Linked DNA regions of Homo sapiens: all the other regions are linked to region 5. The links are chromatin contacts, found by Hi-C or POLR2A ChIA-PET in ENCODE. All regions are on one chromosome and are shown on one strand. The core of a region is the stretch at or near the end of the contact, and the rest is flanking DNA. Distances in the headings are between cores, read along the strand shown. Region 1 holds the start of BCDIN3D-AS1 (BCDIN3D antisense RNA 1). Region 2 holds the start of SMARCD1 (SWI/SNF related BAF chromatin remodeling complex subunit D1). Region 3 holds the start of CERS5 (ceramide synthase 5). Region 4 holds the start of RACGAP1 (Rac GTPase activating protein 1). Region 5 holds the start of ATF1 (activating transcription factor 1). Region 6 overlaps GALNT6 (polypeptide N-acetylgalactosaminyltransferase 6).

The links. Hi-C counts contacts between places; a loop is a spot of excess contacts on that map. ChIA-PET counts read pairs that join two places held with the same protein, here RNA polymerase II (POLR2A). Pooled maps may share reads with other maps.
Region 1: a pooled map shows a loop between it and region 5 (9-fold over the local background). The contact joins the promoter of BCDIN3D-AS1 here to the promoter of ATF1 in region 5. A Hi-C loop is called at or near these places in 5 of 50 pooled maps. POLR2A ChIA-PET finds 5 or more read pairs at or near these places in 3 of 52 experiments (BJ, GM12878 and HepG2).
Region 2: a loop to region 5 is called in a map of CD4-positive, alpha-beta T cell, with 3 times the contacts of the local background. The contact joins the promoter of SMARCD1 here to the promoter of ATF1 in region 5. A Hi-C loop is called at or near these places in 3 of 168 maps with a recorded cell type or tissue (CD4-positive, alpha-beta T cell, CD8-positive, alpha-beta T cell and K562), 1 of 37 single-sample maps with no recorded cell type and 9 of 50 pooled maps. POLR2A ChIA-PET finds 5 or more read pairs at or near these places in 4 of 52 experiments (A549, HCT116, PC-9 and 1 more).
Region 3: a loop to region 5 is called in a pooled map, with 9 times the contacts of the local background. The contact joins the promoter of CERS5 here to the promoter of ATF1 in region 5. A Hi-C loop is called at or near these places in 1 of 37 single-sample maps with no recorded cell type and 8 of 50 pooled maps. POLR2A ChIA-PET finds 5 or more read pairs at or near these places in 4 of 52 experiments (H1, activated CD4-positive, alpha-beta T cell, activated naive CD4-positive, alpha-beta T cell and 1 more).
Region 4: a pooled map shows a loop between it and region 5 (10-fold over the local background). The contact joins the promoter of RACGAP1 here to the promoter of ATF1 in region 5. A Hi-C loop is called at or near these places in 1 of 37 single-sample maps with no recorded cell type and 6 of 50 pooled maps. POLR2A ChIA-PET finds 5 or more read pairs at or near these places in 1 of 52 experiments (A673).
Region 6: a loop to region 5 is called in a map of CD8-positive, alpha-beta T cell, with 4 times the contacts of the local background. The contact joins the enhancer-like site here to the promoter of ATF1 in region 5. A Hi-C loop is called at or near these places in 7 of 168 maps with a recorded cell type or tissue (CD4-positive, alpha-beta T cell, CD4-positive, alpha-beta memory T cell, CD8-positive, alpha-beta T cell and 4 more), 4 of 37 single-sample maps with no recorded cell type and 13 of 50 pooled maps. POLR2A ChIA-PET finds 5 or more read pairs at or near these places in 8 of 52 experiments (A673, AG04450, BJ and 5 more).

The regions. Positions count from the first base shown.
Region 1 is chr12:49,825,789-49,830,154 of GRCh38, reverse strand. BCDIN3D-AS1 (BCDIN3D antisense RNA 1) reads right to left here and starts at 1,612. Exons shown (of 3, transcript NR_027501.1): 1 at 1,411-1,612; 2 at 1,072-1,220. NCKAP5L (NCK associated protein 5 like) reads left to right here and starts at 1,742. Exons shown (of 13, transcript NM_001037806.4): 1 at 1,742-1,833. RefSeq lists enhancers at 711-1,289, 1,290-1,868, 2,284-2,333, 3,477-4,343, 4,344-4,366 and a silencer at 1,614-2,023.
Region 2 is chr12:50,082,619-50,086,603 of GRCh38, reverse strand. SMARCD1 (SWI/SNF related BAF chromatin remodeling complex subunit D1) reads right to left here and starts at 1,262. Exons shown (of 13, transcript NM_003076.5): 1 at 1,058-1,262; 2 at 256-443. The coding sequence starts at 1,234. ASIC1 (acid sensing ion channel subunit 1) reads right to left here. Exons shown (of 12, transcript NM_001095.4): 12 at 2,993-3,985. RefSeq lists enhancers at 1-570, 1,420-1,679, 2,037-2,769 and a silencer at 910-1,349.
Region 3 is chr12:50,164,332-50,168,771 of GRCh38, reverse strand. CERS5 (ceramide synthase 5) reads left to right here and starts at 1,403. Exons shown (of 10, transcript NM_147190.5): 1 at 1,403-1,671. The coding sequence starts at 1,475. LOC124902931 (a long non-coding RNA gene) reads right to left here. Exons shown (of 2, transcript XR_007063304.1): 2 at 3,149-3,746. RefSeq lists enhancers at 54-815, 867-1,026, 1,917-2,056 and silencers at 1,127-1,526, 1,627-1,776.
Region 4 is chr12:50,023,313-50,027,644 of GRCh38, reverse strand. It overlaps RACGAP1 (Rac GTPase activating protein 1), which reads left to right and starts at 2,151. Exons shown (of 17, transcript NM_001319999.2): 1 at 2,151-2,247. RefSeq lists enhancers at 45-339, 2,199-2,288.
Region 5 is chr12:50,761,620-50,765,870 of GRCh38, reverse strand. ATF1 (activating transcription factor 1) reads right to left here and starts at 1,770. Exons shown (of 7, transcript NM_005171.5): 1 at 1,564-1,770. RefSeq lists enhancers at 907-1,006, 3,307-4,175 and silencers at 1,427-1,516, 1,737-1,816.
Region 6 is chr12:51,366,965-51,370,884 of GRCh38, reverse strand. All of the region lies in intron 4 of GALNT6 (polypeptide N-acetylgalactosaminyltransferase 6), which reads left to right. Among named protein-coding and RNA genes, the nearest start is that of CELA1, 22 kb to the right of the region's middle. RefSeq lists an enhancer at 1,410-1,559. Within about 2 kb of position 1,829, at least 7 of the 41 ENCODE cell types and tissues checked have a DNase peak (open chromatin) inside an H3K27ac peak, as active enhancers do; they include CD8-positive, alpha-beta T cell, endothelial cell of umbilical vein and natural killer cell, where a contact is called at or near this core.

The DNA of each region.
Region 1 (4,366 bases), core at 363-2,862, 940 kb after region 5:
TCACCAAACAAAGCACCTAAGATGTGTGCATTTTATTGCACGTTAAGAATAATTTAAGGGCCGGGCATGGTGGCTCACATCTATAATCCTAGCACTTTGGGAGGCCGAGGTGGGCAAATCACCTGAGGTCAGGAGTTCGAGACCAGCCTGGCCAACATGGTGAAGCCTCCGTCTCTACTAAAAATACAAAAATTAGCCAGGTGTGGTGGTGCACTCTTATAATACCAGCTACTTGGGAGGCTGAGGCAGGAGAATCACCTGAAATCAGGAGGTGGAGGTTGCAGTGAGCAGAGATTGTGCCACTGCACTCCGTCCAACCTGGGACAGAGTGAGACTCCATCTCAGAGAAAAGAAAAGAATAAAATATTTTTTAAGCAAAAAAATGAGAAAGCTGGTGGGGGTACCCATCAAGACATCTTTTAGGTTCCAGTAATAGCTGTCCTTGGGCACTCTTTTCATCAAACTACCTCTATGCTCAAGAACCCAAAATGACTTCTTTATCTTATGTCTTGTCACATCCATATCCTTATTCTGCTCTCCTCCATAAGAAACCTCCTCCATTAATTTCTCCCACTTCCCAACGTACCACGGTGATCTGCTCACGGTCCCACGCAGATAATTTGCTCTTTCCTATCTGAATCTCCTTGTGGCCTTTACCCTGCCTGGACCCTACTCAAGCTCTCTCTGCCCTTCAAATTCCGTATTTAAATAAACCTCCTTCAGAAAAGAACTCTTAATCCTAGCCAATCTGAGCACCCTAACTTGCCTTACTTTTTATGTTCCTTTATTGGACTAATATGATACTCTAAGCTGCATCCTTTGTATACTCGCAACAAAAGAAATTTTAATGAAGTAGGCGGAGACTGTACCTAGGGATTCCTTCGTATTTCCCTGCAGAACCCAGGTGAGAACCTACATTTCTGGGGCAGTCACTACAATGCAGGCTGTGAGGGTTATACGGTATTTAGGCAAGGGCAAATAGGTGTTTAATTAAGGACTAATGGGAATGATATTGAAGCTCTGAGGCTCTGCAGGGGCCTGGATGGGCTGTTTGCTTTTCCTCATCCTCACCGAGATAGCAAGTGGTTGAGAACAAGGTTGCATCCTTTTTCTGCCCAGCCTTCCCCGCAAACCAGTGAGGAAACGACCAGCACTGCCGTCTGATGAGAGGAGCCTGTTGCTGTAACTGTTTTCCAGATTACTGGGGGGACGACCCCATCCTGGAGAAGGAAGAGAGAGGCGGGAGCATTTAAGGCCAAAGAGGCACTCAAGCCTTTCCCCCATGGATTTACACCCAACACGTATGCAGAAAAGCAAATTACAAACACCGACGCTCACAACCACACATACACGTGCACGCCCAGCCCCACAGAAGCAAACGCGCATGCCTGTGGGCCCGCGCGCACCTACTTAGTTTTCTCTGTTCTAGACGCCCTCATTCCACCCCCGCTCGGCCCAGCCCGGCGTCCTCTACCCAGGCACGGCTGAGGTTTACCAAGCCCGGCCCGGCCTGGAGAAAGTGTTTCTATAAGGGGGAAGGGAGGTCCTTCCCACCAAAGCGGAAGCGGCGCGCGCCGGCCGGGCAGACTTAGCTCGCGTCCTGGGAACATCTGGAGGGGGCTGGGAGGGGCGCGCATCCAGGCTGAACGTGGATTGGCTGCTAGGGAGGAGGGAGGCGGGGTCAGGGCCAGGGGCGGGGCTCCCCGGCCCCTTTAAAGCCTTGACATCAGGAGGCGGCTCCGGCACCCCCCTTTCTCTGCCCCCCGCCCCCAAGCCGCGGCCATGGACCTGGCGGATCCGGCCTGCCCTGGCCCAGCTCAACACCTGATTTCGGTGAGTTCTGGGTCTACTTGGGATTGAAAGGGCGGCGAGTGCGGGGGGGCGATCTGTAGCTCCGGGCCGGGGGGAGTGGGGTGTGGAGGGTAAGGCTCTCGTGGCAGTACAGAGTCGGAGAGGGCGTCGCGGCTTCCTGCCCAAACCCTGCTGCCCGCCCCTCCGTCCCTCCCTCCAGCCGCACCCTCCTCGGGGGTCCGGCTGCGACTCTGTGCACCCCCACCCCACCCCCTCCCGCCCCCCGCGCCATCCTCGCGCACACTCCGTGGCCCCGGAAGGGAAACTTTCGGGAGTGGGGGATGTTCCGGGGGCCGGGCTCCCCTCCCTCTTTGAAAGCACTGACCTTGCCCCAGCTGCTCACCCCACCCAACCCGCATCCCACCGTCCGGGTGCCGCTTAGCGGTGCCGGGTTATTGCGGGGGGAGGGGCTCTCTCCCCAAAGCGCAGGCGCGGAGACGAGCCTGGGGCTCCCTTTCGCACTCCTTCCCATTCCCCGTGGCCTGGGGCGGTAGGGCCTGGGGAAGGCGGGGAGAGGCGGAAAGACCGGGTCTCCTAGAGAACAGCCCCTTCAAAGGCTTTGAGGGGCTGCGGGAAGGAGGAAGGACCTGGTGGGCTGCACGCTGAAGAGAAGCTAAGGGAGGGAGAAGGGTTGGTTGGGCAGGGAGCAGGGACAGGGCAGCGTCTGCAGAAAAGGCCCTCTGGGTGCTGGCTGCGGTGCCAGAAGAATGCAGAGAATTCATCTGTGCCCGACGCTTCCCTGGCTTAGCCCAACTAAGAAAGCGGCTGCCCGGATCCTAGCTCCCCTCTCCCTGTCCTGGGCCCAAGGTCCCGCGTTATCTCCAGTCCTGGCACGGCCCCAAGGGCACAGAGGGCCCTCACCTCCCACAGGCCTGGTTTTCCAGGCATCCCAGGGCTGGATCAGCTGAGTCCACTTAGTCTGTCCAGCTGCTACTTCTTAAAGGCCTGCCTTGCTGAGGAGCTGGGGGTCTTGGGCTAAGGAGTTCTCTGGCTGTAGAGGCAATCCCTCCCTCCCACTTCTCCGCGTCTGTCATGGGTCCTCCTTCTTAAGCACAATGGTCAGCCAGAGGAAGTGGCCCGGGCAGGGGTGGCCTGGGGAGCAGTAGAAAGAGTGTCAATGCCTTACCGTTTTGTGGTCAGTACTTTCGGGGAAAATGAACATAGCCCATTTGCCTTGTTGCAGACCCTCCCTTGCAGACATTACGCCATCTGGCTCTCTGAGACTCCTTGTGTGATAGGAAAATTCACTTCTCAAATTGGTCCCCCCATCTTCCTAAAAACAACCTGGGATTAGTGGGTTTCCTATCCCAAAGAAACCGTGTGTATTCCTTTCCGGGGAGATATTCCCATGTTCAAGCTTGTTTTCAAAGTCTATGGTCTGTGCATGAGGTGGCTTTGTCCCTCCAGCATCTTTCTCCAGCTCTGGCCCTCACGAAGAGAGTGAGGACCTGGAGGGGCAGGTGCTGTGGTTGGCAGGGAAGAAGGATCTTCATGATAGGCCGGTGAAGACCTAAGTGTTTGGGGAGCAAGCGGGTATCAATAAAGACAGAGTCAGAAGCTCTGGTCCCTACTTTTCCTAGCTTGCTGTATGACCTTGGCCAAGACAGTTTGCTCTCTGGGGCTCAGTTTCCCCATCTTTAAATGTCAGTAGTTGGACTAGATAGCTCTAATATTCCCTTCCACTTTTTGACATTGAATGGTTCCACTGATGGGTGAATCTATAGGGGAGAAAGGTCCTCTGGCAGAATGGTTCCATTTAGAGGGAGCTAAAGTGTTGGGTGTGCTTTAAATTGCAATTAGTTAGGATTAGAACCCTGGGTAGAGAGAACAGATTCCCTTATTCTAAGCCTGAGAGTAGACCTTGTCCCACACACCCCTGGTGCCTTGGGATATGAACTCCTGCTCCTGCTGGCTTGGGTTTGGCCCACCCATCACGCCTGTGGTGAGACATCCTGGCCCTTTGAAGAGGAGCTGAGAGAGGAGGAGGCAGCCAAGGGCCAGCAGGGTAAGCAGATTCCCAGGAGACAGTTTACGTCTCAGCTGTTGGGACTTGTTTTAGGATCTGGGCCAGGGAGCACAACATACTCACCCACCCGCCCTCTTATAGGAGGAGGGCAAGGAGGGCCCCACTGCTTTTGCCCATCCCACCCCCAGCCCTGCCCACCTCACTGCTGTACTCACACCCCCAGGTCCCAGGCAAGGGGCTAAGGATTCTTCCCCACCGCCCTCATCCAGCCCAGCCAGCCTCCCAGGCCCTGCTATACCAGCCAGTGGCAGCAGTGAGGAGAAGCTGCCCCCACCCCACCTTTCCCAGCCCCTTCCCTCCCCAGGGTAGGACTTCTCAGGAGTTGGGCTCTCCAGGTTGGGACTTGCTTTCCAGCCCAAGAGCCAGAGGTCTTGAAGTTCTTCTTGTTTGTTTTCATCCTCGGTCTCCCAGGTGAAGGGGAATGTTGAAGGAGAGGTGGTGGTTAAGGAAGCCCTGGGTTTGCTCATGTAGGGGCACATTCTCCCTGGG
Region 2 (3,985 bases), core at 13-2,512, 680 kb after region 5:
TATTATCAGGTTGGGACAGAACTAGTCAGAACGTGAAAATAAGCTGTCAGCACGTCCATTTATAGTAATGTGAAGGGACTGCAAAGCTTCTCTCAAAGAACTACCACCACCACCACCACCACCAAGCATTCTCAAGGATGAGTTCTGTAGCACCATCTGCTGACACAGCACCACCACTTCTTGGTTCAGGTACTCCCACCACCTGTGTCCTCCCAGGCTCCCTCCCTCCCTCCCTCTGCCCCAGGATCATCTTACTTGTGGTTTCGATTTTGGACCGCCTGCTGCTGGACCTGCTGGATCTGCTGAGGGGCAGGTCTCTTGCGGGACTGATCCATCCCTGACTGGGCCAGGCCAGGTCGGACTGAAGGGTTCCCCCCATAGCCAGGGGGTCCCATGGAAGGTCCCTGAGGTGTCATTCGGCTGCCTGGCAACATACCTGGTCTCTACAGAGGGGAGAGGACCCAGAGATGTCATGGTTTCACCTGCTAAACCCCATCAAGAAAGAAAAGCAGGGAACGCCTGAGATCTTTGAATGAAGTAAGGTTTAGGGATGGAATGGAGGACAATGAGAGGAGAACCCTTTGCTCCAGTAGTGACTCCATAGAAAAACAGAGTCCAAAAGCTAAGCGAGAGCCAGATTATACTCAAATTCTCAGTCTATTTTGGATGGGACACATCGGACATCGCCAGTTCCACATTTACTCTGCTAGCTACTATCTCTTTAGAAGCTGACCTCAATTTGTCAGCTACACGTTCTGTGTTCCTCTGATCACTGGAGCTGCTCAAGCCCCTTTGCACTCCGGCCCTCATACAGGTATCCCTGGACCCACTTCACCCACCCAGGTTCTCTACCGACTCCCCAGGGAAACAATGCCCCTAGGAGCAGGTGTGTAACTGCCTCCCCCTCTCTTTCTGCGCACTGCCTCCCCCAACCCCCACCCAGAGCCCGAACCCCTCCCAAGGGAGTCCCTCCTACTTCTCCCCCCACCCCTGTCACTCCCATGTCCCCGCTCGGCCCCGCCCCCGGCCCGCGCGCCCCTCCTCCTGCCCCACTCACCGGATAGGCCGCTCCGGGCATCGGGGAGCGGTACAGCCCTTGACCCGGAGCCGGGCCCATTCGCACAGGAGGCCCCGGAGTTCCGCCCGGGCCCAAGGCAGCAGCCGCGCCCGCCCCTCCTGAGGCTCCGGCGCCGCCGCTTGGAGCCACAGACTGGAAACCCGCCCGGGCCGCCATCTTCCCGGAGCCGCCGATGCAGCCGCACAAAGAACCGGAACCGGAACTCCCCCCGCCCCCCGAGCGCCCCCCGAGCGCCCGCCTGTTCCCCCGGCCGGCCGGCCGGCACGGGAGGCTCAGGGCAGCGAGACTATGGGATAGAGCGGGGCGACTAGCGGAAAAGGCGTGCTGGCCACGCCCTCCCGCCTTCACGGTCCGGGAGGGAAAACCATAGAGAAGAGCTCTGCAATAGAGAGGCCGCGTGAGCGGGCGCCCCCAGGCCGACGGGAGGAAGACAAGGACCTGGAAAGGGGGACGGACCACAGCCTCAGCCCCAGTCTCAACCCCAACTCGAGCCCTCTGATGAAGAGGGGCTTGGAGTAATAGCTTCATCTTGGCGCATGGCGTTAACTTTCCAAAACGCTTTGACTGCTTTTCGTTTCGTTTTCTTACTGCTATAACTATCAGGGGCTGAGGAGGGAAACACAGTTTATTCCATTTTACAAATGGGAAAGCTGAACTCACAGGTGAATGACTTGGCAAAGGTCAACCAGCAAGTTAGCCATAAAGCCGAAGCCAAGATTCCAGATACCCTTGCTCATAGCCCGGGACTCATTCCACAGATAAAGTGCCTCAATAAGTACCTCACGTGGGAACTTCATCCTAACTTTCTCTCTGACCTAACCTGCTTCCGGATTATTATTTTTTATTTTTTATTTTTTTTTAGATGAGGTCTGTCTCTCTCTCGCCCAAGCTGGAGTGCAGTGGCACCATCTCAGCTCACTGCAACCTCCGCCTCCCAGGCTCAAGTGATCCTCCCAACTCAGCCTACCAAGTAGCTGGGACCACAGGCATGCACCACCATGCCAGACTGTTTTGTATTTTTGGTAGGGATGGGGTTTCGCCATGTTGCCCAGGTTGGTCTCGAACTCCTGAGCTCAAGCGATCTGTGCTCCTCAGCCTCCCAAAATGCTGGGATTACAGGTGTGAGCCATTGTGCCTGGCCTCAGATTTTTTTTTTTTTAAATATTAAAAAATAGGGATGGGGGGCTGGGCACGGTGGCTCATGCCTGTAATCCCAGCACTTGGGAGGCCCAGGCGGGTGGATCATGAGGTCAGGAGATCGAGACCATCCTGGCTAACACGGTGAAACCCCGTCTCTACTAAAAACACAAAAAAATTAGCCGGGCGTGGTGGCGGGCGCCTGTAGTCCCAGCTACTCGGGAGGCTGAGGCAGGGGAATGGTGTGAACCCGGGAGGCGGAGCTTGCAGTGAGCCGAGATCGCGCCACTGCACTCCAGCCTGGGCGACAGAGCGAGACTCCATCTCAAAAAAGAAAAAAAAAATAGGGATGGGGGTTTCACTATGTTGCATAGGCTGATCTCGAACTCCTGGCCGCAAGTGATCCACCTGTCTCAGCCTCCCAAAGTGTTGGGATTACGGGCATGAGCCACCGTGCCAGCCTGCTTCCAGATTTTATGATAAGTTCCAGTTTATCTTGAATTTTGACTCTGCTCTCTCTCTCTAAAGCATCCTTTGTATTGGGGATTCTGTTTTGGAACTTTGTTGCCTTTGACTTCTCCCTCTTTCCCTGCCCAGTGGTTCAAACTATTCCTGATATAATGGTCAGCCTGTCCCATCCCAGGGGGACCACAGTGTCCCTACTCAAACCTTCTCCTTACTCATCCCCTAATTGGCCCCAAACCAAGCTCAGCTTTAGGCACTTAGTGAGAATATCTAAATACTTTTTCAAATAAGAGAACAACACTGAAGAGGAGATGGTTGAAACCCAGTTTATTAGACCAGAGGCATGCGTCACCCAGAGCCCTGCCTGCTGTTCCCCTATCCAATGCACACTTTTTGGCCTCATTCCTGCTTCCCTCTGGGGAGGTATGATCTCTGAGGAAACTCTTAGGAACCAAGAGATTCCAAAGATCCTACAGCCTTACTCTCCAGCTCCAGGCCAATGCAGCTGCTCACAGGTCCTGTTCTGGGATTGAAGACCAAGACACAGCTAGGGAAGGAAGGCCTGAAGAGGGGTTGGGGCTCAGGCCTGGAAGGAGTGTCTGGTGGAGGGAGGGGGGGCAGGCCCTCCACCTCACTTGTCTCTCATTAAGATAGGGTGAGACAACAGCAGAGCTTTCAACTCCTCCTCTAGGCCTCTCTTTCCTCCCAAACCCACCTCACCAGAAAATAAAAGTGGTGGGCTTGGGTATCAGGTGAGGAAAGGGGGCTGGGCACCCAGAAGGAGGAAAGGCCACTGACTGAGGACCTCAGCTTCTGCCTGTCAGCATCCCACTGCCCCAACTTCAGGAGTCGCCAATCCCCAGCTCCCTTCTGTCTCTGACACACTTGGCTTAGTGTCCAGGGTAGACCTCCATCCCCTGGGTGGGGGCTATCTCTACAGCAACCCCTTCCCTGGGGATGCCACTGTCAGCTGGGCAGAGGGCAATGGGATAGGAGGAGCAGGGGAAGAGAATGTTAAGGCTGCAGGGAGGGCCGAGGGTGCCCGGGTTGGGGGAGAGGGTGAGGCCAGAAAGAGGCAGAGCTTGTGATTCACAGCTTCCTTTGTCGCCACTGAGACAGTGCAAAGGTTACAATGCGCGTGTCGTCTCCTTGTGCTTCTCAGAGGGATGTGTGTACACAGTACAGACACCAGGGGAGAGAGTCCAACTCTTTATACAGGCGAAGGCATTCAGAGACCAGGGAGGGAGTAGAAACATAGAAGGTGGAACTTGGGGTGGGAGAATGGTTCTCAGAGACAAGAGGGGA
Region 3 (4,440 bases), core at 154-2,653, 600 kb after region 5:
GATGGGGTTTCACCGTGTTAGCCAGGATGGTCTCGATCTCCTGACCTCATGATCCGCCCGCCTCGGCCTCCCAAAGTGTTGGGATTACAGGCGTGAGCCGCGCCCGGCCTTTTTTTGTTTGTTTTTGTTTTGAGACGCTCTGTTGCCTAGGCTGGAGGGCAATGGCGTGGTCTCGGCTCACTGTGATCTCCGCCTCAAGCAATTCTCCTGCCTCAGCCTCCCGAGTAGCTAGGATTACAGGCATGCACCACCACACCCGGGTAATTTTTGTATTTTTAGTAGGGACGGGGTTTCACCATGGCCAGCCTGGTCTCGAACTCCTTACCTCAGGTGATTCTTCCGCCTTGGCCTTCCAACGTGCTGGGATTACAGGCGTGAGCCACCACACCCGGCCTGCCTTTACGTATACTTTTTGAGTGCTTCCCTTTTCACTTTGTTTTTCTTCCATTTCCTTTTCCCCAAGAGAAGAATAAAAGGATTTTTGTAAACTTTTTTTATTTTTATTTTGGGACGGAGTCTTTGGTCTGTCGCCCAGGCTGGAGTGCAATGGCGCGATTTCGGCTCACTGCGACCTCCGCCTCCCAGGTTCAAGCGATTCTCCTGTCCCAGCTTTCCGAGTAGCTGGGATTACAGGCACAGCGCCACCAGGCCCAGCTAATTTTTGTATTTTTAGTAGAGACGGGGTTTTGCCATGTTGGCCAGGCTGGTCTCGAACTCCTGACCTCAGGTGATCCGCCAGCCTCGGCCTCTGAAAGTGCTGGGATTACAGGCGTGAGCCACCGCGCCCGGCCTTTTGTAAACTGTTAAGTCCATTTTTTCTGAGGAAAAGTGACTAATTTTTAAGGGATAAAGCAGTGAAAGTAGGCTGAGGTCACGGGGCACGAAGGGAAGAAAAGGTTGGGAGCGAAAAGAACTCTAGTGGCGGACAGTAGTGGGCAGGACCAGCTGACATCCAAGAGAAGCCCTGACCTGAGAGATCGATCTGGCCTCCGGGAGTGGAGACAGAGGTACCGCCTGGGTGGGAGCCGGAACGGATTCGATTCCAACAGGCTGAGAAAGGAGAATGTCCCCGTAAAGGAGCTAGGCCTGAAATAAGGGGTGTGGCCGTAGCTGGATGGAAGAGTGAGGGAGGAGTAGAAGCGTGGCCTAGACCAGCAGCAAAAGAGGGCGGGCCCAGGGCCGCCCGAGGCGTGGTCCCAGGGCCGGGCTGGGCGAGTCAGAGGCTCGGGAAGGGGCGTGGATCCCCGGAGGCGGTCCCCGGGTTGCAGTGAGGGAAGTGGGCCGGGAGGAGAGATGGGCGGTGAAGAGGCCCGGCCCTGCCAGGGAGGCGGGCGGATCCGTGGCAGTGACCAGAAGGGGCCGGAAGGGGGTGGCCGCCGGCCGGGCCCCGCCCTGGGGCCGCCTCCCCGCGGGTTCCGTTGGCTGTGGCGGCAGCTGACGCTTGTGGCGGCGGTGGCTTCGGGGTGGGCGTAAGATGGCGACAGCAGCGCAGGGACCCCTAAGCTTGCTGTGGGGCTGGCTGTGGAGCGAGCGCTTCTGGCTACCCGAGAACGTGAGCTGGGCTGATCTGGAGGGGCCGGCCGACGGCTACGGTTACCCCCGCGGCCGGCACATCCTCTCGGTGTTCCCGCTGGCGGCGGGCATCTTCTTCGTGAGGCTGCTCTTCGAGCGGTGAGAGCCCGGGAGCGAGCGGCTCGGGGGCCGGGCGCGGGCCGGGGGCGCCCCGCTGTGGGAAGGGCCGAGGGCCGGAAGCAGAACTGCAAGGAAAGCCCGGAAGCAGGGGCTGGGGGAGCTTGGGCCGCGGCGGGTGATGCTAGGCGCGTGGGCGAGGTGGTAGCCTAGATGGAGAAGGAGTTTGGGGCGTGGGCAAGAGAAAGAGTGAGGGTCTAGGGGAATGCTGGGCCCCTTCAATGTTAGATCCGGAGTTGGATTGGGGGGGTCATATAGGCCTCCTCCCAACCTCCAAGGGTCCTACAGATGAGGAAACAGGTTCAGTGTGAGCTCTGGCAGAGGCCCCGAAGAGAGGGATAGGAAGGGGCCAGGAGAACCAGAGCTAGTTGTGACCATGGAAGCCGAGGGGTCAACGCAAGGGCCAGACGTTCCAAGGGAAAGGAATGGACTCATCAGACTCTTAAGATTTGTTAGGACGCTTGAGTTTCCGAGAATTGGGGGGAACAGGATTAGTTTGGCCCTAAGAGTTGGTTTGGTATGTCAACTCATGCACGTTTGTTGGTAGGAGGGTAGAAATCTGGTTGGGATAGGGTGTGGTGGAGCCCTAGGCTTCCAAAGTAATGGAAAGATGTCAGATTAGTTGCAGAACAGGCCTTGGGGCCTGAAATGGAAGGAGGAGTGTGTTCGAAGGGATGGAGGAGAGCCACAGGGCTTTATCAGAGGACAGCTATATTGAGCCAGATTCTTTTTTCTTTTCTTTTTTTTTTTTTTTTTTTTGAGACAGAGTTTCGCTCTTGTTGCCCAGGCTGGCGTGCAATGGCACGATCTCGGCTTACCGCGACCTCCGCCTCCCCTGTTGAAGCGATTCTCCTGCCTCAGCCTCCCGAGTAGCTGGAATTACAGGCACGCGCCACCACGCCCGGCTACTTTTTGTATTTTTAGTAGAGACGGGGTTTCGCCATGTTGGCCAGGCTGGTCTGTAACTCCTGACCTCAAGTGATCCGCCCGCCTCTGCCTCCCAAAGTGCTGGGATTACAGGCGTGAGCCACCGCACCCGGCCTTGAGCCAGCTTCTAAATGAGTTTAGCAGAATTGCAGTATACTTTGTTCAACCACATGATTTCACCTTTAAGTGAATGGATCATATGTTTGTCCAAGATAAAGATATTCACTGAGGCTTTGGTGTGTGATATTATAATGTGAATTTATACCTGTGGGTGATTTTGATCAAGTCTACTCAGACTCCAAGAAAGGAGACATGTTTCTGCCATAGGCCTCAGGTAATGAGGGTGGTTCTTGGACATCTGTTCGTTTTGCCTTTATCCAAGCATAAATGATTGTAATGCAGGAATGCCCTTTCTAGGATGGGAATATGTTGCAGGTGAAATAATCTGTTAATTTCTGAAAGATAGCATCTGTTTGGGATTGCTTCTTTGATTTGCCTACTGTTTTTGACTCAAGTCTTTCAAAATCTTGTGTTCTATTTAGCTAGTCACGCATCCATTTATTCGTAGTATTTGTGCATCATCATCATCAAAATGCTCTGCCAGACGTTCAAGTGCAAAAATAAAGATGCTTAAGTGAAGCAAATGAAACCCAAAGATCTAAATGGCTTTCCTTGGCCCTCAGGAACTTAGTGTAGCAAGGTTTTTTTTTTTTTCTTTTTCTTTTTCTTTTTTTTTTGAGACGGAGTCTCGCTCTGTCGCCCAGGCTGGAGTGCAGTGGCGCGATCTCAGCTCACTGCAAGCTCCGCCTCTCGGGTTCACGCCATTCTCCTGCTTCAGTCTCCCGAGTAGCTGAAACTACAGGCGCCCGCCACCATGTCCGGCTAATTTTTTGTATTTTTAGTAGAGACGGGGATTCACCGTCTTAGCCAGGAAGGTCTCGATCTCCTGACCTCGTAATACGCCTGCCTCGGCCTCCCAAAGTGCTGGGATTACAAGCGTGAACCGCCGCGCCCGGCCTTGTTTTGTCTTTTTACGTGTAATCGTTGTAGTTAGTCATCCTGGAGTGGAGGCACAAACTGCTTGTCTGTCTTTGGAATAAACTAGATCCAGGTACTCTCTTCCATAGTCTCTGTATATGAGGGCCAAAAAAAAAAAGGAGGAAGGCAATGTAATCACTACAAAGGAAAATACACAAGTCAGGACAAATTTTTTTTTAAAAGGTGATTTTCATAGAAAAACATCTCTGCTTTTCATATAAATATGTGCCAATATGGAAATTTCCCCATGTTAGTGGTAAGAGGAAATAGTTTTGTTGCTTATAAACACCCATTTTATATAAACTTACGTATCTCTTGAGATTCCAAAGTGTTCCCTCAGATGGCTGAAGACATATATCCCCTGGCAGAGCTGCTGGAAGGGATCCTTTACCTGTGGGAATTCTATCTGAGTGTTTCTATGGTGCTCCAGTGTCAGAGGAGTACAGGTGGATGGGAATACTGAGCTGAAAGCATTCTAGTATGATAATTCTTGGCTAGTAAAGACAGGCACCTTGTTTGTCTCATGTTTGCTCTTAGGAAAGTTTAACCCTAGAAGCACTCTTGCTATTTTGTTTCTTTTAAGACCCATTACCTCAGTAATATAATTCACTGCTGACTTGCCAATTCCTCTTTTACCGTTCTGGTCTTCCATAAAGAAAATAGACCACTCCACTCTTATTGTTGTTTTTGAGACAGGGTCTCAGCCTCACCCAGGCTGGACTGCAGTGGCACGAAGCTCACTCCAGCCTCGACCTCTTTGGCTCAAGCAATCCTCCTACCTCAGCC
Region 4 (4,332 bases), core at 902-3,401, 740 kb after region 5:
TATGTTGGCCAGGCTGGTCTCGAACTCCTGACCTCACGATCCACCCGCCTCGGCTTCCCAAAGTGCTGGGATTACAGGCATGAGCCACTGTGCCTGGCCTTGTGTATTTATTAAATATATGCTTGCCTCATTCTTCAGAGGTCACATGATCTTCCTATTGCCAGTAATTTTCCATTCCCTTCTCTCCTGTAAATTCCTATTCACACAAGACCCAGCTCAGATCAGTCTCTGCAGGCTTTTTTAACACTCCCACTCCCCAGATAGGATTAATTGCTTCCTTGTCTGTGCTCCTAAAGTACTTTATACATGTCTTTGTCCTACTACTTATTTCATTTTATTATAGGTATCTAAGCAGGCACAGGCTAATGCAATCAATGAATGCTCCTGACCTTGAAAGGTTGTTAGGAGGATTAAATGGGATAACAAATGCACAGTTCATATTTTCTTTCTTCATCCCTTTCTTAATAATATTAATAATAATCTGTATTGCAGTTTACCAAGTATAAACTTTGATAGTGTACCACACTGTGTCTCAGTCGATCTGGGAATAAACCTGTGAGATAGAGATGGGATTATTATTTCTACATTATACTTGGAGGAAGTGAAGTACAGAAGTATTAAAAAGTGATAATATGGGTGGGTCAGCCGAACGCCTGCTATTGTTCAAGGCCAGGTGGAGTGCTACTGTCTGTAATCCCAGTGCTTTGGGAGGCTCAGGTGGGAGGATCACCTAAGGCCAGGAGTTCAAGACTAGCCTGGACAACATAGTGAGACCCTTCTCTACAAAAGATAAACAAACAAGCAAAAGAATTACCTTGATCATGTGCCTGTAGTCCTAGGTATGAGGGAGGATCCCTTGAGTGTAGGAGTTCATATTTGCAGTGAGCTATAATTGTGCCACTGCACTCCAGCCTGCGTGACAGAGTAAGACCCTGTCTCTAAAATAAAAGTGGAGTCAAATTTTCGGGTTACAAAATTTGTGATGTGATTTTTGGATAAAATACAATTTTATATATTTATGGTGATGTTTTGATGTATGTATACACTGTGGAATGACTAAATCAAGCGAATTAATATATCCATTACCTCACATACTTTATTGAGGTGTGTGGTGAGAGCATTTAAGATCTACTCTTAGCAATTTTCAAATGCATTATACTTTGTTATTAACTACAGTCACTGTGTTGTACAATAGATCTAAATTTTCCTCTAACTGAAATTTTATATCTCTTGACCAACATCTCCCTAATCTCCCTCCCCCAAATCTGTGATCTTTCTTTTCTTTTTTTTTTTTTAAATTAAGGACCAATGTGACAGTAAGTGATCTTTCCTTTAAACCACAGCGCTTCTTGTATGCTCCAGCCAGTATTTTTCCAAATTGCGGGTAGCCATGCGTTGTTGAGTAGTGAGTTCTGGGTACTTTGCATGTAGTAAGGATGAGCAGAGTTTTCATTACCCGGTTGCAACGTAAAATGTATTTCTCACTGTGGGTCCAGAGTTTTTAAAAAGCATGAAAGCTCCTGTGCTAGCACAATGCCAAGTTCTAAATAACGTTTATTAAATGGAATTATAGTATTTTATTTTCATTTTGTATTTATTTTTGTTTTCTAGAGCTATCGCCTCCATTCGTAGCTACTGGACAGTAGAGACCATACCATCTTTATTTTTCCGATTCCCAGTGGAGTGCTTGTGATGATGTGGGCTCATTCAATGTGTGTCAAATAAAAGTCTGAATGGATACATCAATGGAAGGGATAATATAGCTCAGTGAATGTGCTTGAAACTAACTGCTGTTCTAACTCCTGGTATTCTTCTGATTCTACTGTGAGAGCTGACATTGTTCAGTTAATCGTTTCCAAGGGCCCTAGTCCCGCAGACAGTGAGACCAAGAATAATTCGCATTCAGGAAGTACCACTTGCCCTTAGTCAATATGGCATCCTGAATGACTTCCGGAAAGGGCACCGCAAAAAAAAACAAAAAAAACCGAAAAACCGTTGACATTAGTCAAAATGGCCACCTTTGGCTTCGCTTTGTCAGAATGCGCATGCTCATTCCCGTTCCCGTCACCTCCGCGTGGCCCTGACGCGTACGTCACACCGTAGAGGGACGGCGCGGGAGGAATAAATTTCTCTGTGATTGGTTGGTGAAGGTTTTCAAACCGGAGCTGTGGGCGCGGCGCTGCTCTGCCGTTGGGTGAGGCGCGGAGCGAAGTGAAGGGTGGCCCAGGTGGGGCCAGGCTGACTGAAGTGAGTAGTGGGGGTGCCAGACCAGGTGCGTCTGCCGCTGGATTGTGATAGGAAGCAGAGTGTTCGTGTGGTGAGCCGTGGCCGCCGCGGGGGTCCGGGACAGCGGGACAGCGGGACAGGCTGGCAGCCACAGCCTCTCCACTCGGGCTTTTCTGGGGTGGGGGTCGTGGCAGGTCGAATGGACGCGGCCTGGGAGGGTCGGGGGCTTCTGTCTTGGCGCCGGGTTTTGTGGAAAGCCGGGGGCGTCTTTTTGAGGTGGTGGCTGGACCAGGGCAGGAGTCATCCTAAACAAGAGTCTCTCAGTCAGATACGAGTTTAAGAGTGGTTGGAGTGACACCCCATCGTTTTCGAAGGGAAGAGCCCTGGTGTTTGAGAGGCCCGGGCGGCCTGCAGTGGAGCCCCTCTACTTCGTGGGTCTCGTATGTCTAGGGAGGCAAGGCAAGGCAATGACATCTTGTCCTTCTCATCCTGATTCTTACCCTCAGTAACAACGAGGCCTTACTTGTACACTTTCACGTACATTTCTCTTCACAGGATTTCATCCGTAGGCCGAGAGGTGTGTGTCGGAAAGTGGGGGTAGGTGGGTAGATAAGCCCTTTTTTTTTTTAAGAAAGCATTATCTTTCTAATGTGTCGGGTAAATAAGCTTTCCGAGTTATTGTAGGTGTTTAGAGAAGGCGCCTTTCCTGTAGCTTAATCATTCAATAAGTATTTATCTTTTGGAGGGGACTTAAAAAAATTTTTGTATATTTAGGGGGTACAAGTGCAGATTTCTTACATGCATATATCGCGTCGTGGTGAGGTCTGGTCTCTTAGTGTCCCCATCACTCAAATAGTGAACATTGTACCCAATACGTAGTTTTTCAACCCTCAGCCCCCTCCACCTTCCCATCTTTTGTATTCTCCAGTGTGTATTATTCCACTCTGTATGTCTGTGTACCCATTGATTAGCTTTCACTTATAAGTGAGAACATGCGGTATTTGACATTCTGAGTTATTTCACTGAGGATAATGGCCTCCAGTTCTATCCATGTTGCTGCAAAAGACGTGATTTCATTCTTTTTTATGGCTGAGTAGTATTCTGTGGTGTATGTCTGTCTATATATTACATTTTCTTTATCCAATCCTTCGTTGATGAACACTTAGGTTGATACCGTATCTTTGCTACTGTAAATTCTGCTGTGATAAATATATCAATGCAGGGGTCTTTTTGATATACTGATTTCTTTTTTTTTTTTGAGACGGAGTCTCGCTGTGTCGCCCAGGCTGGAGTGCAGTGGCGCGATCTCGGCTCACTGCAAGCTCCGCCTCCCGGATTCACGCCATTCTCCTGCCTCAGCCTCCCGAGTAGCTGGGACTATAGGGGCCCGTCACCACGCCCGGCTAATTTTTTGTATTTTTAGTAGAGACGGGGTTTCACCGTTTTAGCCAGGATGGTCTTGATCTACTGACCTCCTGATCTGCCCACCTCGGCCTCCCAAAGTGCTGGGATTACAGGCATGAGCCACCACGCCCGGCCGATATACTGATTTCTTACCCTTATACCCATTAGTGGGATTGCTGGATTGAATGGTAGTTCCATTTTTAGTTCTTTGAGAAGTCTCCATACTGTTTTCCATAAAGGTTGTACTAGTTTACTTTTTTTTTCTTTTTCTTTTTCTTTTTTGAGAAGGAGTCTTGCTCTGTGGTCCAGGCTGAAGTGCAGTGGTGCGATCTTGGCTCACTGCAAACTCTGCCTCCCGGGTTCAAATGATTCTTCTGCCTCAGCCTCCGGAGTAGCTGGAATTACAGGTGTGCACCACCATGCCTGGCTAATTTTTTATTTTTAATAGAGATACGGTTTCACCATGTTGGCCAGGCTGGTCTTGAACTTCTGGCCTCAAGTGATCAGACTGCCTTGGCCTCTCAAAATGATGGGATTAGAGGCGTCAGCCACCATGCCTGGCCTGTTTACTTTCATTCAATAGGTATTTCTTAAGTGCAAAGTGTAAGTAGAAGACAGTCTTATTTGGTCTTAAAGAATGTGCAGTTAATTTGGGGTAACAGAACTTAAAAAGATAACTGGTGAGTCTGGTAAGCCTATACA
Region 5 (4,251 bases), core at 521-3,020:
TGGATTAATCACGCCTCCCCTTTTTAGACCATATAGGGTAACTTCCTGACATTGCCATGGGATTTGTAAATGGCGCTGATGGGAGTGTAGCAGTGAGGATGACCAGGGGTCACTCTTGTGGCCATTTCAGTTTTGGCCGGCTTCTTTACTGCAACCTGTTTTATCAGCAAGGTCTTCATGACCTGTATTTTGTGCTGACTTGTCTCATCCTGTGACTTAGAATGCCTTAACTGTCTGGGAATGCAGCCCAGTAGGTTTCAGCCTCATTTTACCCAGCTCCTGTTTAAGATGGAGTTGTTCTAGTTCACACGCCTCTGACACCATCTCTATTTAAAAACAAACAAACAAACAAACAAAACAAAACAAAAACTGGCAAAGATAGCACACCCTATATTTAAAGTCAGAAGGGACTGCCACCTGCTGGTGATCGGGTAGGAATGGACAGATAGCTCACAGACCAAACCTAACCCTAAAAGATAACGGCAAGTATTAAAGAGCTAATACATTCGACTTTAGGGCAACAGTATTGATTCTAATTAAGACACGGAGATAACTGCATATGATAAACTCCAAGAAAAAAGAGCATTTTAGAAGAACGCATTTCTGTTAACAAAAACCTCAGGTTAAAATGCATTCTGAGACATAAATGCCTACGAACTCATCACAGGTGAGGCCAGTTTGACAAAGATGCCTGCCAGATCCACGCCGAGCTTCTGAACCCTAAAGGTTCTCAAAGACTACCAGTTGCCCAATCTCTTCAAAACACTAGCGCCACAACCAGACATTATTTCACATTGCAATCATTTCAAAGCGATTCAGCCGCCAGCTGCACGGCGTCGATCAAAGTGAGAAATGCCAGGCTTCGTTTTTTGACATACAAGATCAAAGAGAAAGTCACCCTCGGCTGGGTCGCCCATCCCAAAGGGTACAGACGCCCTTGTGTCATTCCTAGCCAGGGGTAAAGCCGCCTACTGTCCCCACTCTGTCTCCGCTGCCAGGCGCATCTCTCCAGGACTGTCTGGGGCGTGCGCAATGCCCGTGCGTCGGTTGCCCGCTAGACTGCAAGCTCCAGGAGGGTAAGGGGCGCGCCTCTTCCCTCAGGGTCGCCAGCGCCGACGCGCTTCGAGGACCCTGTCGCGGGGTTAACCAGACCCGGGCTCCGCTCGGCGGACACCGCGCCGAGGCCATATCCGCGCCGCCCTCCGCCCGGCTCCGGGCCCAACCTCGAGACCTCCCACGGAGAGCTAGCGCCTGCGACTGCAAAGGGCGGCTTCTGAGGCGAAAGCCACCCCGCGGCGGGCGGTTTCGGGCTTTACTTTTATTTGGGGGCGAGGGAAAGGAGGAGACGCACGACTGGAAGGGCGCAGCGCAGCTCTGCACCGAGGCGCGGAGGCCGGAAGCGCGGGCGGCCCCTCCCCCTGCCGCTGCGCCCCTCCCCCACCGCCACCACCGCGCGCGACCCCCACCAGGCGCGCGACCCGCGCTGCGTCCCCGCCGGCGCCACGTTCCCGCGTCCTTCCCCGCCCGGGCCACGGGGCACGTCCCTCCCCGCCCCCCACTTACCTGTGGCTGCCGCCTCGCCGCTCTCCGGGGCGGGAACTTCCACTCCCCCCTCCCAGGTAGATCCGAATTCACTACCCACTTCCCCACCCCCTCACGCAGCGGGGGACAAGCCTCCTTCTCGGGGGTCAGGCGGGGCGGGGAGAATCAGTGTCACTTAACAGCCAACTGTCCTAAGCTACCGTTTCCTCGGCAGTCAGGGCCGCTACTGGCGGCATGATCTACACAAGCCTGGGGGCGGGGGCGGGGGCGGGGGAGGGGAGGGGGGCAAAACTGAGCACTAGTGTGCGTTTGGGGTAGGCTATGGCGCTGCCTCCGCGCGGGCCGCCGTCCTGCGTCACCGCGCTGCCCACGTGACGCGCCGCCATCTTGTACGCGGTCCTGACTTGTGGCTAGGGGTTCCTCGGAACGCGTTCCTCAGGCTGCAGCGGGAGAGGGACGGTGCCTGCGGTTCCGTTTCTCCTTAGGAGCTGTACCCCACCCGCCCTACGTCCGCTTCCGGAGGCCATGAGCAGCTGGGTGCTCGCGGGGGGCGTTTTCATCGATTAGTGGCGGCGCTGTCAACTCACCTGCCAATTGACCTTGACCGACGCCGGCCCTGTCCTCTTGGAAGGAGAAATGAAGAGTGAAGGCTTTGACTTCCTCAGCTTTTTTTTTTTTTTTTTTTTTTTAGATGGAGTCTCTTTTTTTTTTCCGAGATTGAGACGGGGGTCTGTGGCCCAGGCTGTAGTGCAGTGGTTCGATCTCGACTCACTGCAGCCTCCAACCCCGGGATTCAAGCGATTCTCCAACCTCAGCCTATGGGGCAGCTGGGACCACAGGCGCGCGCTACCACGCTCGGCTTGAAGAGATGAGGACTCTATGTTGCTCAGGCTGGTCTTGAACTCCTGGGCTCAAGTGATCCTCCGCCTCGGCCTCTCAAAGTTCTGGGATTACAGGCGTGAGCCACCGTGCCCGGCCTTACTCAGATTTTTCTTAATCCCATAAAGTAACAATGAGTTGTGTCCTTTAACCCATGTGGAAGGATTTTCTACAGAAACGGATTTACAATGAGACATAACGATGTGGCCGGGCGCGGTGGCTCATGCCTGTAATCCCAGCACTTTGGGAGGCCCAGGAGGGCGGATCACCTGAGATCGGGAGTTCGAAACCAGCCTGACCAACATGGAGAAACCCCGTCTCTACTAAAAAATACAAAAGTAGCCGGGTGTGGTGGCGAATGCCTGTAATCCAAGCTACTTGGGAGGCTGAGGCAGGAGAATCGCTTGAACCCGGGAGGCGGAGGTTGCGGTGAGCCGAGATCGCACCGTTGCACTCCAGCCTGGGCAACAAGAGCAAAACTGTCTCAAAAAAAAAGAAAAAAGAAACGTAACAGAGTGTTAATAAAATGTTATGCCGTCATTTTAATGCATTACAAAAACTTCAGAATATTTTTGGGTCTACCTCTCTGGAAGGGAGTTATGCCTTATTCTTAATTTTTAAAATTTCCTTGTAAAATGCTGTTTTATGGCTTTAATGATAGTAAACGACAAAAGATAAACTTTTTTAGTATGCTCTTGACAAAAGTTCCGAAAGTTTTCTGAAATTTTACTAGTTTGAGATCCCCAATTTAGGAAACCGATTTAGTGGAGAGAGCTTTGCCTATTTTTGGCCCTTTGGGTCGGAGAATGTGATATAAAGCCGAAGATTTACTCTGCCAGACAGTCTTAAGAGGTCACTAACGTTTAGCTATTGACATTCAGCAAAAATTGTGGATTACCTATTAAATGCTAGACCAGGGGACAACTGTTATTAAGTCAGTGTTTCAGCATTACTGAAAGAAAAGTGGCCTATAAAGGTAAGGGAGAGGAAGAGTTTCTCAGATACCAGCCTTCGATGATTAACAAAGTCCAGCCTCAATCATTCTGGAATCCAGAATATTGATGGCTGGAAGGCTGGTTGTACAAGTTTATTGTTCTTTGGTGTTTGGTTTTTTCTTCCGTGGACCACAGAATGCTTAACAAAAGTTGATCAGTAAAAAGCGGGGGAGGGGCTAGGCGTCGTGGTTCATGACTGTAATTCCAGCACTTTGGGAGGTGGGGGAGGGCAGATCACCTGAGGTCAGGAGTTCGAGACCAGCCTGGCCAACATGGTGAAACCCCGTCTCTACTAAAAATACAAAAATTAGCCAGGTGTGGTGGCACACACCTGTAATCCCAGCCTCTCAGGAGGCTGAAGCATGAGAATCGCTTGAACCTGGGAGGCAGATGTTGCAGTGAGCCAAGATCACGCCACTGCACTCCAGCCTGAGCCACAGAGGGAGACTGTCTCCAAAGAAAAAAAATAAAAACCTGGAAATTTTATTGAAAAATGAAACCTTCAAAATGTGCCTTGACTACTTCTTTAGCTCCTCTTCCTTAGTGCCTTAGGTCTAAATCAAATGTTACGCTCGACCAGTCCTGGTGGCATGCGCCTGTAATCCCATCTACTGGGGAGGCTGAGGCAGGAGGATCATTTGAGCTCGGGAGTTTGAGGATACAGTGAGCTGTGATCATGCCACTGCACTCAAGCCTACATGACAGATGAGACACTGTCTCTAATTTTTTTTTTTTTTTTGAGATGGAGTCTGCCTCTGTCGCCCAGGCTGGAGTGCACTGGTGCAATCTTGGCTCGTTGCAACCTCCACCTCCCGGATTTCAGTGATTCTCCTGC
Region 6 (3,920 bases), core at 580-3,079, 600 kb before region 5:
TCCGGAACTTTTTTTTTTCCCTTTTTTAATAAGATGGGGTCTCACCATGTTGACCAGGCTGGTCTGGAACTCCCAGCCTCCCAAAGTGCTAGGATTACATGCGTGAGTCACCACAACCAGCCAATAACTTATTTTTTGTCATCCCAAACTGAAATTCTGTACCTATTAAACATGAATTCTCCACGCTGTCCTCCCCACAACCCCTGGCAACCACCCTTCTACTTTCTGTCTCTATGAATTTGATTATCATAAGTGGAATCATACAGTATTTGTCCTTTTGTGACTGGCTTATTTCACTTAGCATAATGCCTTCAAGATTCATCCATGTTGTAACATTTGTCAGAATTTACTTTATTTTTTTTGAGATGGAGTTCGTTCTTGTTGCCCATTGGCGCAATCTTGGCTCACCGCAACCTCCACCTCCTGGGTTCAAGTGATTCTCCTGCCTCGGCCTCCCGAGTAGTTGGGATTACAGGCACGTGCTGGCTAATTCTGAATTTTTAGTAGAGACAGGGTTTCTCCGTGTTGGTCAGGCTGGTCTCGAACTCCTGACCTCAGGTGATCCACCCACCTTGGCCTCCCAAAGTGCTGAGATTACAGGCGTGAGCCACCAAACCCGGCCCAGAATTTACTTTTTAAGGCTGAATACTATTCTATTGTATGTATACACCACATTTTGTTTGTCCGTTCATTCGCTGATGGACACTGAGGCTGTTTCTGCCTTTGGCTATCGTGACTAATGCTGCTGTGAACATTGGTGTGCAAATATCCAAGTCTCTGCTTTCAGCTCTTCAGGGTATATGCCCAAAAGTGGAATTGCTGGATCATATGGTAATTCTGTCTTTAGTTTTTTTTAAGGAACCATCATACCTTTCCATAAGGAAACACCATGGATTTGTTTTTAAATACAATTTGAAGCCGCTGTAGTGACATGATCTGATTTATGATTTTTAGAGAGAATTTTACTTCTCACAGTAGCTGCCGTGTCAAGAATAGATTGAGGAGAGTGGTATAGAAGGCAGAAAAGCAGTGACTGTGGGGATGAGAGAGAGAGCTGGCAGTACCTGCAGATGTGCTGATTGTGGAAGGGGACAGCAGGGGGGATTCTAGCATGACTTCCAGGTTAGAGCAGCTGGAGGGATGCTGGCACCGTGTACTGACGTGAGGGAGACTGGGGGGCAGATTTGCAGGGGAAATTCAGAGCCTGTTTTGGGCATATGTTGAATTTTCCATTTTGTTCCACATCCAAGTGAAGATGGCAAGGTCAGGAAGGAATCCCTGGGAGCCATCTGCATGATACTTCAGATCATGGAACTGAGTGCGGTGTCTGTGTTGGCATCCCAGGGGTCTTGTGGACTTGAGTTGTGAGGAGTGAAGCTGGTTGGGGTGGTGGGGTGTTGAACCTAAGTTGGAAGGCTGTCACGGCGGGGACATGAGTGTGTGGCTGGGCTCACCGGTACAGCTATGCTCAGCTCCAGTCTCCTCAGTTCTGGGTCTGTCCAGTAGGTCTGGGGGTGGAACAGGTGGAGTATCACGAGGGGCATTGCTTAGGGGAGTTGTCTCCCCAGAAGGGCTTGAGGCCAGAGGCTGGAAGCCTCTCAGGCTGAGAATCCCTGGGTCTGGCCTCACCAGACTGGAAGGAAGGCGTGGGAGAAGGGCTTTGTAGTGCTCGGGGCCCCCCCTGAGGTTCACAGCTCAGTGCTTCACTGTCTCTCACCACAAAACCCACTTCCTATGATGTTTTGTCCGTGGGTTATCTCCACTACCGTGAACTTCCTGTGCGCAGAGCTGGGCAAGCTCTCGGGGAAACACAGCAGCCATGCTGAGGAGCCTGGGCTTCCTCCCTCCTTCCTGTCAGGGCCAGCACCCGGGGCTGCAGGTGCACTATGAGTCTCAAAGGGCAGGACCCAGACCAGGCCCCTCCCTTCCCAGAACAGCATCTGGCACCTGGCAGCACATTGACAGACATTTGTGGAGTGAGTGCTGGGCTGAGGCTGCTGCATGAGGCTGATTTTGATTCCTGAGGTCCTGGCCCCCAGAGATAAGAGGCCTCATTCCTGGAGTTAAGTAAGATACAGCCCCCTCCTCAGATGACTGCCTGAAGAATCCATTCATAAATGAGCGCCATGTCATAATCACCTCACCTGTCTGTCCAGTAGGATTGAAGAAGGAAAAAGTGGGCGGGGCGTAGTGGCTCACGCCTGTAATTCCAACTCTTTGGGAGGCCGAGGCGGGCAGATCACTTGAGGTCAGGAATTCGAGACCAGCCTGGCCAACATGGTGAAGCCCCATCTTCACAAAAAATACAAAAAATTAGCGGGGCGTGGTGGCAGGTGCCAATAATCTCAGCTACTTGGGAGGCTGAAGCAGGATAATTGCTTGAACCCAGGAGGTGGAGGTTGTGGTGAGTCGAGATTGCACCACTGCACTCCAGCCTGGGCGACAGAGTAAGACTCTGTCTCCAAAAAAAAGAAGAAAAAAAAAAAAAACATGGAAAAAAAAAGAAGGAAAAAGCTGAAATTCCAAATTATAGAGACTTTCCTTCTCCTAGGCGCCACTCTCCAGGACAGTGACTAAAGAACAGCTTCAACAAACCCCTTTCTCTCCCTTTCCCTCCCGGGATCTCACACACAGGGAAATGGCAAGGCCTTGGGTGACTGCGAGAGGAAGCAGAGACCACCTTGAAACTCGGGTGCATTAAGTCCTTGGCCTTCTCATCTTAATCTGCTCCAGAATAAAAAAATTTAAAAAAAAAAGTCCGTGGCCTCACTGGTGGTCAAGAGACCACCTTGAAACTCAGGTGCATTAAGTCCTTGGCCTTCTGATCTTAATCTGCTCCAGAATTAAAAAATTAAAAAAAAAAAAAATTCCATGGCCTCACTTCCCCTGGAGGGAGAAGGTGGGGAGTCCTCACATGCAGACTGGCTAGGATCCTGCTGCTGCCCTTTGTGCTTCTGCCACCCTGGGCTAGTCACTTTGAGTCTTACTTTCCCCATCTATAAACACTGGGGACAATACTCCCTGTTTCATAGAGTTGTTAACTATCATAGAGAAGATTAAATAAAGAAGTCACCATGAAGACACCTACCTCACCCACACCGGCACACACTCCAGCTCAGTGCTGGGTTATTGTGTGCGTGCATTTGTGGGAGATCAATTGCATGCAACCCCCTAAGCTGCTTAATTTCAGGACCTGCCGTTTGTAGAATGCTGCATTCAGAGCAAGGCCCAAGCTCTGGGCTGATCCCACAGTCCAAAAGGAAAAGGACACACAATTGTCACATCTGTCCCCCACATCTGAAACTGCAGGCAACTCCATTCTGCACAGAACAGAACCGTGGCAGAGATAAACCAAAATGGCAGTTAGTAAAACATAGTAAGGTTTGGAATTCGGTATGTTTCAAGATGGACTGCTTCAGAATAGAGCTATTCTTCGTTTGTTTTTTGTTTTGAGACAAGTCTTGCTATGTCACTCAGGTTGGAGTGCAGTGGCATGATCTCAGCTCACTGCAACCTCCACCTCCTGGGTTCAAGCAGTTCTCCTGCCTCAGCCTCCCGAGTAGCTGGGTTTACAGGTGTGCGCCACCACACCTGGCTAATTTTTGTTTGTTTGTTTTTGGTTTTTTTGAGACGGAGTTTCGCTCTTGTTGCCCAGGCTGGAGTGCAATGGTGCAATCTCGGCTCACTGCAACCTCTGCCTCCCAAGTTCAAACGATTCACCTGCCTCAGCCTCCCGAGTAGCTGGGATTACAAGCATGCGTGCCCAGCTAATTTTGTATTTTCAGTAGAGACAGGGTTTCTCCATGTTGGTCAGGCTGGTCTCGAACTCCCAACCTCAGGTGATCCACCTGCCTCCGCCTCCCAAAGTACTGGGATTACAGCCATGAGCCAGCGCGTCTGGCCTAATTTTTGTATTTTTA